Linked DNA regions of Homo sapiens: region 2 is linked to region 1. Evidence: chromatin loops called from intact Hi-C (ENCODE). Cell type or tissue: Caco-2. All regions are shown on one strand. Links, peaks and the distances in the headings refer to the core of each region. The heading gives the core; the rest is flanking DNA. Region 1 has its middle 360 kb from the start of ZIC3. Region 2 has its middle 130 kb from the start of GPR101.

Evidence for each region. Peaks named below come from ENCODE experiments on the same cell type or tissue, not always from the same donor. Only the 100,000 strongest peaks of a DNase experiment are listed, where the experiment ranks them.
Region 2: a loop joins it to region 1, with 11 times the contacts of the local background. A loop is called at or near these places in 2 of 110 quality-filtered maps.

What each region holds. Positions count from the first base shown.
Region 1 is chrX:137,924,574-137,929,958 of GRCh38, reverse strand. No RefSeq gene overlaps it. Among named protein-coding and RNA genes, the nearest start is that of ZIC3, 360 kb to the right of the region's middle. In Caco-2, for the core only: no CTCF peak of the experiment used is centred there; no DNase peak of the experiment used is centred there.
Region 2 is chrX:137,164,535-137,169,919 of GRCh38, reverse strand. No RefSeq gene overlaps it. Among named protein-coding and RNA genes, the nearest start is that of GPR101, 130 kb to the right of the region's middle. In Caco-2, for the core only: no CTCF peak of the experiment used is centred there; no DNase peak of the experiment used is centred there.

The DNA.
Region 1 (5,385 bases), core at 169-5,168:
AAAACCAAATTAATCAAAAAGCACATTGATGTCGCTAGATGCAATTACATCCATGTCCTGACCTGTGGCCATCGGCATAAAACCTGAGACACTGAAGAGTGGGATAAAAGTTTGTATATACAACCATTCCTTTTCGTCACCTTAGGGTTTGAGGTGGGGTGGAGATGGCCAGATCAGTTGTTTGATGTCATGAATTGAAAATACTCAACTGATTGAGTCAATTTTTAGTATTTATATAATCAGGGCTCTTGTATAATCAGTGTCCACTTTTTCCGTAAAGTATCAGGCTCTTTGTCACTTCTCAAATACCCCCTTTTTAAAGACTGCAAATATTGGATACCTTAAGTCATCTCTGTTTGAAGATTTCCCCACCTAAACCTCTCCAGCCATTCTCTGCACCTCCCCCTACCTTGGCAGCTGCATGTCTTTCAAAGACTTCCTTTCCAATCAAGACTGAAATACATGTTCAATTTTTGAGTAACCAAATATGGGACTGTCTGTATCAGCAAGCGATATTTTTGCCAGTCAGTCCTGATTTGACGAATTGAAGGTTTCCATAGACTTCCCCAGGTGCCAACTGCTTAAGCTAAACAATGACACCAAATGAAACTGCCTATCAAACAAAGGCACATCAGGAGGAGAAACAAAATGACACTGATGTTATTAAGGCTGCCTCCGCTGAGGAGCTATAAGCAAGGCAGAGTCTTCATATTGCACAAGCCAGCTAAAACAAAGAAAGATAGAGCTAACACAAAGAAAAATAGGAGAAAACACACAAAGAGGACCTAAGATAATACCTATAGAAGAAAATTTAAATTGCAGATGGATTTGTCATTTCTCGTCCTTCATATATAGAAGGAGGCTATTTCTGTATATCTCCTGTTTGGCGTGTAATCTTTAGTAACAAACATGTAGTTTTAAGCACTATGTTAATAAACAAATAAAATGCATAATATTGTCAGGTCTAATAGAATGTTTCCATGAGTTAAAAGTTTAACTACCCCATGGTAGCATAACTATAAGTGAACTTATTTTCCAATGAGTGGAGAAAAAGTGATTTTATAACAACAACTTCCACATCCACTCCCTATTTATAACACAATTCTGTCCATCACCAGCAGCCTGATATTACAGAGAGCAAAAACACTTAACGGACTTGCTCTTATTACATGATGCATACCATCTAATGCTGGGGGAAAGAAAACTAAGACAGCAGTTGGAAAGCAATTTATTTTATTTATTCTCACCACTGCATTTTTTGGACCTGTAATGTATTCCACCCATCAGAAAGCTTTATCTCAGCTGGAAAACATGAATTCTTATTTTGGTATTCAAAATTCCAACTCTTTGTGAAATTCTAAGTGCCTTTAAAAAATTGAAATGCTCCCGGGTGACATGTATTATTATAGGTAAAATACATAGTTACATTCATATTTTAAAAGAGTGTACATTTAAAACTCACATCCTTAAAAAATAAACGATTAAAAAGCAAAATAAAACACACCTTGTCAAGAGCATAATTGAAAATGAGAACTTTCCTTCATTGGTTTGATTTCAGCTTGCTTATCAGGTTTTATGCTTACTGTGTATCAAAAAAAAATGTACTCTTGTGCCACATATCCAAAGAGAGAATGATATCACTACAAAATATTTAAACTGTTTTCTTTACTGCCAGCTATCATTGTATCAGGATGCTGCTGAGCTTCTTGGGAGTTGTAGTTTTCAGTTCTGGTTAACTAGTAGGTATAAGAATGCTTGCGTCAGTATTTACAAGAAGAGGATACATTTTGGAATTCTCACAAGTAAAGAAATGAAATAAAAGTATGAAGGAAAGGCCACTAAATGATCTATTTTCTACTGCTTGCATGTAGTATTTTTTATTCCTTTCATTTTTGATCATGTAACTGTGACAATATAGGGCAATTCAAAAATAATTGGACACTTGCATGAATATTTACTCAGTAACTAGGTGCTATATGAAATTGTAGAATGTACCTAATTATAGAGTTACCTTTACAAGTAGCTAACCATTGGAGAAGTTTTGGCTTCCTGTTCGTATATAACCTCGTTACTGAATAATAAATGTTTGAATGTTCTATTGTGTTTGACTACCCTATAATTATTTGTTGTGGAAAGTGTGCATGGATGTCTTTCAATTAAAATATATGCTGCAAAATAGCAAAAATCATTTTAAGTTCTCGTGAAAACTGTCCCAAGTCATCCATCAACAGAGATGTATTATTTTTATTTTAAATGCATAGTCTTCTTCCTTTTTTTTTTTTTTTTTTTGAGATGGATTCTCACTCTGTCACCCATGCTGGAGTGCAGTGGCGCCATCTCTGCTCACTGCAACCTCCGCCTCCTGGGTTCAAGTGATTCTCCTTCCTCAGCCTCCCGAGTAGCTGGGACTACAGGCACGCATCACCACGCCCAGCTAATTTTTGTATTTTTAGTAAAGACAGGGTTTCACCATATTGGTCAGGCCAGTCTTGAACTCCTGACCTCGTGATCCACCTGCCTTGACCTCCCAAAGTGCTGGGATTACAGGTGTGAGCCACTGCGCCCAGCCATAAATGCGAAGCTAGTCAAGCATGGTTGTAGTGGGAGACCATATTTTTAAAATAAATTTTGATCTCACTAAATCAGCTCCTGTACTATGGCAAGAAAGTGAGAAATAGATATATGTACTTGAAACCAGGAAGTGAAATTTGATATTTAAAGTCAATACATAGATAGACACATAAAAAACATACTTAGATACAGAGAGAGAGAGAGAAAGAGAGAAAATACACTCACTACCAGGGACTGGACACATAGACTGGATTAGATCCGGGTTGTTAAAGAGCCTCCAAAAACGACTCTGACTGGGTCTATACAAGCTTACCAAATTGTCCATTTTGACTAAATTGACCAATCAATTTAATGAAATAGCCACTTAACTCCCCCCACCTCAATTTGACAAAAACCACCTGTTAAGGAACTTGGAGACAGTCTTATTTTCCTGATCTTTCCAAACAACAATTCCCTCTACTGCTCTGCTCACCTGTCTCCTCCAAGCAACACTTTACTGGTTCAATTGTTTTCTCAATTGTGATTGGAGTTAGGAAATAACTATTTGTTCCCCAGGACACAAATTTTCCTGGGATTGAGGGAGTTACAGTAATCAACTGAGCTGATGGCTGCCCTGGGCAGAACCATTTAAAGGCTACCCAGGAGCAGGTTAAACTCCTGAGTGCTCTAAGAATCCTGCTTAAATCAAAAAATCCGTGAACTGCTGGTTTGGCATTCAGTTCACCATTTCATAGCCTGTACTTTGCTTCTCAGGTAGTGATCTGAAATACTTATTCAGCTACAATTTCTCTTGAGGCTAGCCAATAAACTGAGCAGGTCAGGCCAAATCACAATTCTTCAACGAACGGCCACCCGATGAAAAGACTCTGTTTACTATTTAGACTTAGATGCCCTGATTTCGAAATGTATAATGAGAAAGGAAACATAATTGTGCATTTTTAATTGAAATGTGTTCTTTCCATTTTAATTCTTATTATGGTTCTCTACAAGAGACAATAAATTTATTGTCTTCCAAGAGAACATGCAAGAAGGGTCTAGAAGGCTCACTTGCTTTTTTCCCTGGGCATGAGATACCCACCATCTTCCACAAGATGGCAGGCAGTTTTCATTTTACTGTTGGTGATCAACAGGAAATTGCTCCACTCTCAAATGACAGCAACCCCAGGTAGCTAGGGTGACATTTGCTTTACATTATGATACACACTAATTAATCATTAGTGATCCCAGAAGTAAGTCTGCTAAAAATTCTTTGCTATGGCTTTTCACAGCAGGGGCTTTCAATATTGATACTTTTACATGCACATATGTTCAGCCAGTATATGTTATAGCCATGGCTTTAAGCTTTCAGGTTATTTTAATTAATATTGCCTAAATTAATATTCACCTCTTATTTGGAAGGGGAAATGGTAAGGCTAGTGAAATAAATACAGAAAGAAAAAGCAGTGAACAAAACTCTGAAAAGCTAAAGGCAACTTTGCCAAGTTTTCAGCTTGAAGCACCTTTGTCTTCTGGCATTTGTTGTCATTGTCAACTTTTTCCCAGGCCCAGCTCAAAATCTCTGGGGCAAAAATCCTTTAAAGATTTGGGTTGGCAACACCACTGCACACTTAACTTGCATGCTATGGTCTCGAAACACATCGTCTCATGAAGGATTTACTCCCTCTCATCAACTAACAGGAAATGTTCACATTGCCTTTCAACATGAATTCAATTTCACAGCAAGAAGCCTCGTTATTATAAGCAATTCCACCAGGCATGAGCCACAACCCAAGCTACAGACGATGAGCACAGATGTTCTTCTTACTTAAGAAGAGCCTTTCAAAAAGGCTCATCAACCCACCTGAACAGCCACAGCCAGCCCAGTTTTCTCCACCACATGAAGCTAGACCAAGACAAAGATCACCTGCCTGGATGTACCACACCCAATTCCACTCTTAAGCAGTTTAAGTTCACACCTTAGTTCCAGTTATAACTGGTTAGTTCTCTACTTGGTTCAGCTCCACTCACCCCTAGGCCTTGGTAACACATCTCTTGTAAAGTTTCTATTACCCCTTCATTAAAATTTAGTTTTCTTCTGATAGGGACACTTCCTTCATAACCACTTTAGCAGTGTTTTTTGAACTTTAATGTGTAGATGTGTCACCTGCAAATCTTGATAAAATGCAGATTCTGATTCAGCGCGTCAGAGGTTTAACCTGAGATTCTGTATTTCTAATGAGCTCCCAGATGATACTGGGTGCTGTTGGTTTACAAGCTGCACTTGAGTTAGCAAAGCTCTAAAGTTCCTTCATTCATCCACACTCTATATATCCTGGGGTAAAAAGACTGGCAAGCGTTTCCAGACTCCCCATTCCAGACTCTTCTAGGCTTCTTTTCATCAATAACTCCTCCTCTTTTGAAGCCTTCATTATTTGACTGATAAACTTTTCAGAGTCATCTTCAGATCTCTCTCCCAGGCTTTCCACTGCATTCACTAAACATTCTGAAATCCAGATTACCATCTTCTTTCCACCAGATCCCCTTACCTCCTGAATAACTTCAACCTTCATGTAGATAACTCATTCATGACACTGGCCTTGATCCCCTTTATTCCAATGACCTTCATCTGTATTCTACCTTACCAATCATCTTAGTGGCCACATCATGACCTTATTGTCACCTGAAACTGTTCTTACTCTAAATTCTTAAACCTCAAAATTTCCCTCCCTTACTTCAGTCTGCAAGAGACTCCAAGCTCTCTTTTTCCTCAGTCCCACTAAACATATGCTCCCACCCCCATTGGACATCGGACCTTCCCGCCCTTGTATACCTCCC
Region 2 (5,385 bases), core at 191-5,190, 760 kb after region 1:
CTAGTCCTTGGTTATAACACCACTTTCTCTGTTGCTTATTTCATGGGTTTATCACTTTGTATGTTCAATGACTTTGAAAGTGGTTTGGGGGACAGGAACCATCTTGTACTTCTTTAGAATCCCCCACACTATTTCTAGAACTGTCCTAATACATAGTAAGAGCTCATATGCTAGCTGAGTTCAATCAAACATTTATTAGGTTTCCATGTTAGAGAAGCTTGGATCCCGAAAAGAAATAATTCATCTACCCATTCCCAGCTCCAGCTACTGAATGGAGAAAATGACATTATATTTCATTCCATCCATCCATCCATCCATCCATCCATTCATCCATTCGTTGAAAAACATTTAATGAATTATTATTCTATGCCTGTCACCATGTCAAGTGCTGAGGATACAGAGGTTAATTCGATAAGGTATCTTCCCTGGAGGGCACAATCTAGCTGGCGAACAGACAGACATGGAAACAAATAAATTATCACCACACCATATAATGAGTGTTGTAAAGAGTACAGAGTGCTGAAGGAGCCCAGAGAAGGTGATTATAGGTGGGTCTCCAGTATCGGCATTAGAACTCCTAGGAACTAACTCTATATCTGATTGATCGTAGCCTATATAAGAGCATCTTTGACAATTTCCTTACAAGCTTATGAGACTTTGAAATGAGTGAAAGAAACCAAGAGAAATAATTTTCTCTTTTCAGAATTCTTTACTCAGGAGTGGGATTCAGTGTCCTGACTTCCTTCCTGTCAGCTCCTTGTGGGTACTCCCACCTCCCGCTTGCCTCACCAGCTGTCTGTTGCCTCCTGAGCAATCACAAGAGGTGACATGACCACTTCTCTTCCTTGTACAATCCTGTTTTATGGAGCAGGATAGCCAGGAAATTGGTCAGTCAACTGAAAGAATGTTAGAACTGGGGCCCTTCTGCCAAATTCTTCCTCTTTTGATGATCTTCTGTTTTAAATATTACTGGCTATTGTTTTGAATAATGCGTTGTGACCTGGAATATTTCCTCTGCAAAACTACTTTGCAGAAGCTAAAACTGCACCCTGATATGCAGGTGGGATTTGCCCGATATGTCATATAGATTTTGCTTCACAGCTATTGTAAGGAACTTGAAGGAAGATGTGTGTACAGTTAGACAGTTTAGGGTATTGCCGCTTTTTCCGTGGTCTTGATTTATAACAAGTAGTTTTATAAATTTCAGTTTGCCTCAGCCTCTCACTGTGGAAACCTGTTTAACAGCCACTAAAAATGCGGGGAACTACCCTTCAATGGTTCCAAATGTCATGGGAGAGCAACCAGCTCAGCAATGGAGGAAGAAGAAAGGAAAATCAAGTGACATTGATCACAGTTCCAAAGAAACAAGGAGGGTTTTATCTAACCATTTGGCATTTTTAGAAATGTATTTTCTCATCACACACATTGCTTCAGAATCCAACCACATCTTCACCATGCCAACCTCCCACACAGCTGTTTTTGGGAACTGGACAAGTAAATCACACTAATGATGTAAACATCTGCAATCTTAACTCTCAATGGGCATGAAACCGCTTTCAGGGAATCTCTTGATGTTGAACCTGGGGCATCCCCACTCCACCAAAGATACTGGGAGAGGTACTACCACTTGTGCTAGAGCAAGCAAGGCAAGGATTGGCCCCATCACATTTGAAGAAGGCTGCCTAGGGCACTGCACCTGGTCATCAACATTCTAGTAGTGAGAACTAAATGTGTGAATTCAACAGTCTTTAGGTTTACCCTGGGTGTCTTCTTGTCAGTATACATATAAAATACCCTTGTAATTAGCCATTTGTATTAGTCAGGGTTCTCTAGAGGGACAGAACTAATGAAAAAAAAATACACACACACACACACACACACACACACACACACACATATTCCTTTTTTGAAGCAAATCTTGACAACTTAGTTTGTTCTTGTTCCAGGATCCTTCTGGTCTTCCCAACTTCTGATACATGTAATGTATCCCTCATTTTCTTTCAAGGATTAGTGTTCACCTTGCTTTGGTATACATCTTACATTCAATAAATTCTACAAAAGCATTCAGGCTACTATTGGAGACAGGGAATTGGAAATCCTGATTCACCTGGTCCAACAAGCTCTATATGAATAAATGTTATTCTTATCAACTCATATGATATTCTCCTCTCTTTTTTATTACAAAATTTTCCAATATATATAAAATTAGACAGAATGGTATAATGAACCCCTATGTGCCTATCACGCAGCTTTAATCATTATCAATTGGAAAATCTCGTTTTGTCTATACTTTACATATTATTTTGAAGCAAATCCTATATATCATTTAATTTCATCCATAAATATTTCAGGATATGAATTTATTTTTAAACAAAATCACATTGCCATTATCACACACACAAAATTAAATAAAATATCCTCCTATTCTTCAGAACACTGTTAACACAAGTTTAGCGGAAAGCTCAGCTTAGGACCTGAATGAGAAAACCATGAGAGGACTGTTTGTGAGTATCCGTGAGTCTCCCTGGGGACTTCTGTGTCTAGACTTGATGAATCTAGGGGCTTGGGTGCCACACTGGGTGGATGGAGGCACCAGCTAAGGACATTTAGATTATCCCTATTAATTCAGTCCCATGACTTCCCACACACTGGAGAGGCCTGGAAAAATTAAAGCTAAATCAGGATATAAAATGGGATGACTTTAAGAGAAATTGGATTGCACATGGAAGCCAAAATCCCCTTCATCACCCTGACTCTGTACATGACCTCTGGTTACTAGGGAAGCAGGAGTCTTCTTGTGCTGGGCTCCCTGTGGTCCCTGGCATGTGTCTTGCTGCCATCTCTCCCATCTTGCTAAGCTTTCCAGCCATGTGTACCTAGCCTAAATCTACTGGGACCCACATTAGTGAGATCCACCACCTCAGGAACAAGCTCACCGTTTCCCCCTCAATTACCAAATACCTGTCAGTTTGCCTATAAAATAACCATTTGCTTTAATGGAGAGACAAGAGCAGAAAAACTATCCTTTCCTCTCTGGTTTCCTATTTAAGGGAAACAGTCTCCCTACTGCTACCAGAAGCCATCAACAGGAGCCTCTTTCCCAGTTGCAGACCCGTACTCACATGCCCCCTAGTGGCTGACCCAGTTAGGCCCCCTCTCACTGGGTTCTATCACCTGTTCATTAAAAGCTTTTCATTTACCCCACCATCACAGAGAATTCTTCCTTTACTCCATTTTCTCTAGAGTGGATTAAACCCCCATAATACTTGAGCTAACTTCTATCAGTATTTATAACATTGTATGCCATTGTCTCATTCCTCTAACTGTGCATTCCTCTGGGGCCAAAAACCTGGTCTTATTCATTTACATAAAATATGGAGCCCAGGGCAGCACTTGGTACACTGTAAATATACAACAAGTATTATGTGAATTAATGATTCAAGTAAACATTAATTACTGGGAAACATTCCTGACTTCTCTTTCTCAATTGTAGCCTCAGCTTTGGGTTCATAGGCTCTCCCAACATATGCCTATAACCCTCTAGAGAAGCAACACCCACACATGCATGGGCATGCACACACACACATGCACACACACATACCCTTTAGCTGTCTTTGACTATGATGAAGCATCCATAGTAAGAATTTCATGAATATTCTATTTTATTTAGTGTGTGTTATACCTGAGCATATCTATTACATTAATCAAGTGGTATTCTTTGCCCATGCACCATGTCTTATTGAACATTCTTGGCAAAGAGTTATACTGAGAAGTTTAATTCACAGCAAGCAATATTTAACAACATTTGTTCAGTAGTTGGTATATGAAGCTGGCAAGCTCCCCATCACCCCCATGCTGCCAAATTTCTGTTCTTATGAGCCAAGAGTCTTTCCACTTTGGCTTTATTGCCTCTGCTGCCTGCCCTCCTGACTTTCCCACTTCAAAACTTCAATAGACCGTCTCTTTGTGGGATCTGGAGGCCACATAGAGGTCACCTACTGTTCCAGCTGTGAGTCAGCCTGCCTCACTAACTCCAAACCTCCCATTACTAAGTTCATTTTGTCGGGGGCAAAGGCTCTCCCCACCAACCCCCACCCCCCAACTCTCAAATGTTCCTTTTCCTCCAAACTCCTTCATTTCTCTTTTTTGCTTTTCTGCTAAGAAAAGAGTAATTTCCAGCCTCAAGAGGGAGCCTTTCCCCTCCAATCAATGGATAAACACCCACATGCACACACTAAATCTCCTTGACTGCCATGAGCTTGACTGCCATGAGCTTGACTGCCATGAGATGCCCTGAGCTTGCCGGATGTTCTCCATTTATGATCAAGTCATATGCAGACATGCCTATCAACTCATAAAACCTCAAAGCTGGAGGAAAACCTAATAGTTCTATGGTCCCATTCCCCTTGCAATGTTCACATTCCCTTGATTTGCAATGGAGTGAGAAGTGCAGCTAGAAGAAAATCTAGCCACCACAGGATTTGACTCAGTCATTGTTCTCCAGGCTTAGCAATTTATTGCACAGGTTATCCTGTTGTCAAATCAAAAGGCAGAGCAAATGTCCCCTTGCTCATGGGCTTCAGGGCTTAGACTAAATCACCAAAAATAGTGATTTTAGAAACTGAGTAGAGGTTGCAACCATGTGTGTATGCATTTTCCAGCATGATACCTCCTAGACCTTGTGTTCAGTTGCCATATGTGGGGAGGGCAGCCATGGCCAATAGCCCAGACTTCTTTGAAGGTGGAGGGATGAAAGGTATCTGGCCAGAAAAGTCTTTCTTAAACTCACTTCTCAGGCTCCTCTTTTATCTCACTTTGGTGCCTTGACCTTACCAGCTACTCACATCTACATCTTGTCTTGAATCCCAGATTCTCCCAGAGGACATTGGTCAGGGTTGATAGTCTCCTCATGGGGCACACATGATTTTAGTCTCAACATGATTTCAATTTAGAGAGCACCTTGGTCACTCAACCTGAGAGCTTGTTCTTGCTGCATATAATCTCTCCTTTAGCCAAGACTTGATAACACTCTACTCTTTTGGGGTCATCATTCAAGTGCTCAGACATGAATCCATGGGAGGTGCAATATAGACTTCTCTGATTTGATACAGAAGATTTAGATTCAATTAAAATTTCATCCATTCATGTGGACACACACTTCATACTGACACTTCTAAAATGCTTCTGGTTTCCATCTTTTCCTTCATTCAGTTCCATATTCCAACAGGAGCCCTGTATGCTTCATACAAAATAAGACCCTAGATAACTTGGAAATTTTAGACCAAAAGCTTTAAAAGATGCATGTTTATTGACTCAGTGATCAACTTTTTAAAACGATCTAAAAGAAAACAACTTTGTACAAAGATCTAGCTACAAATGCATGTT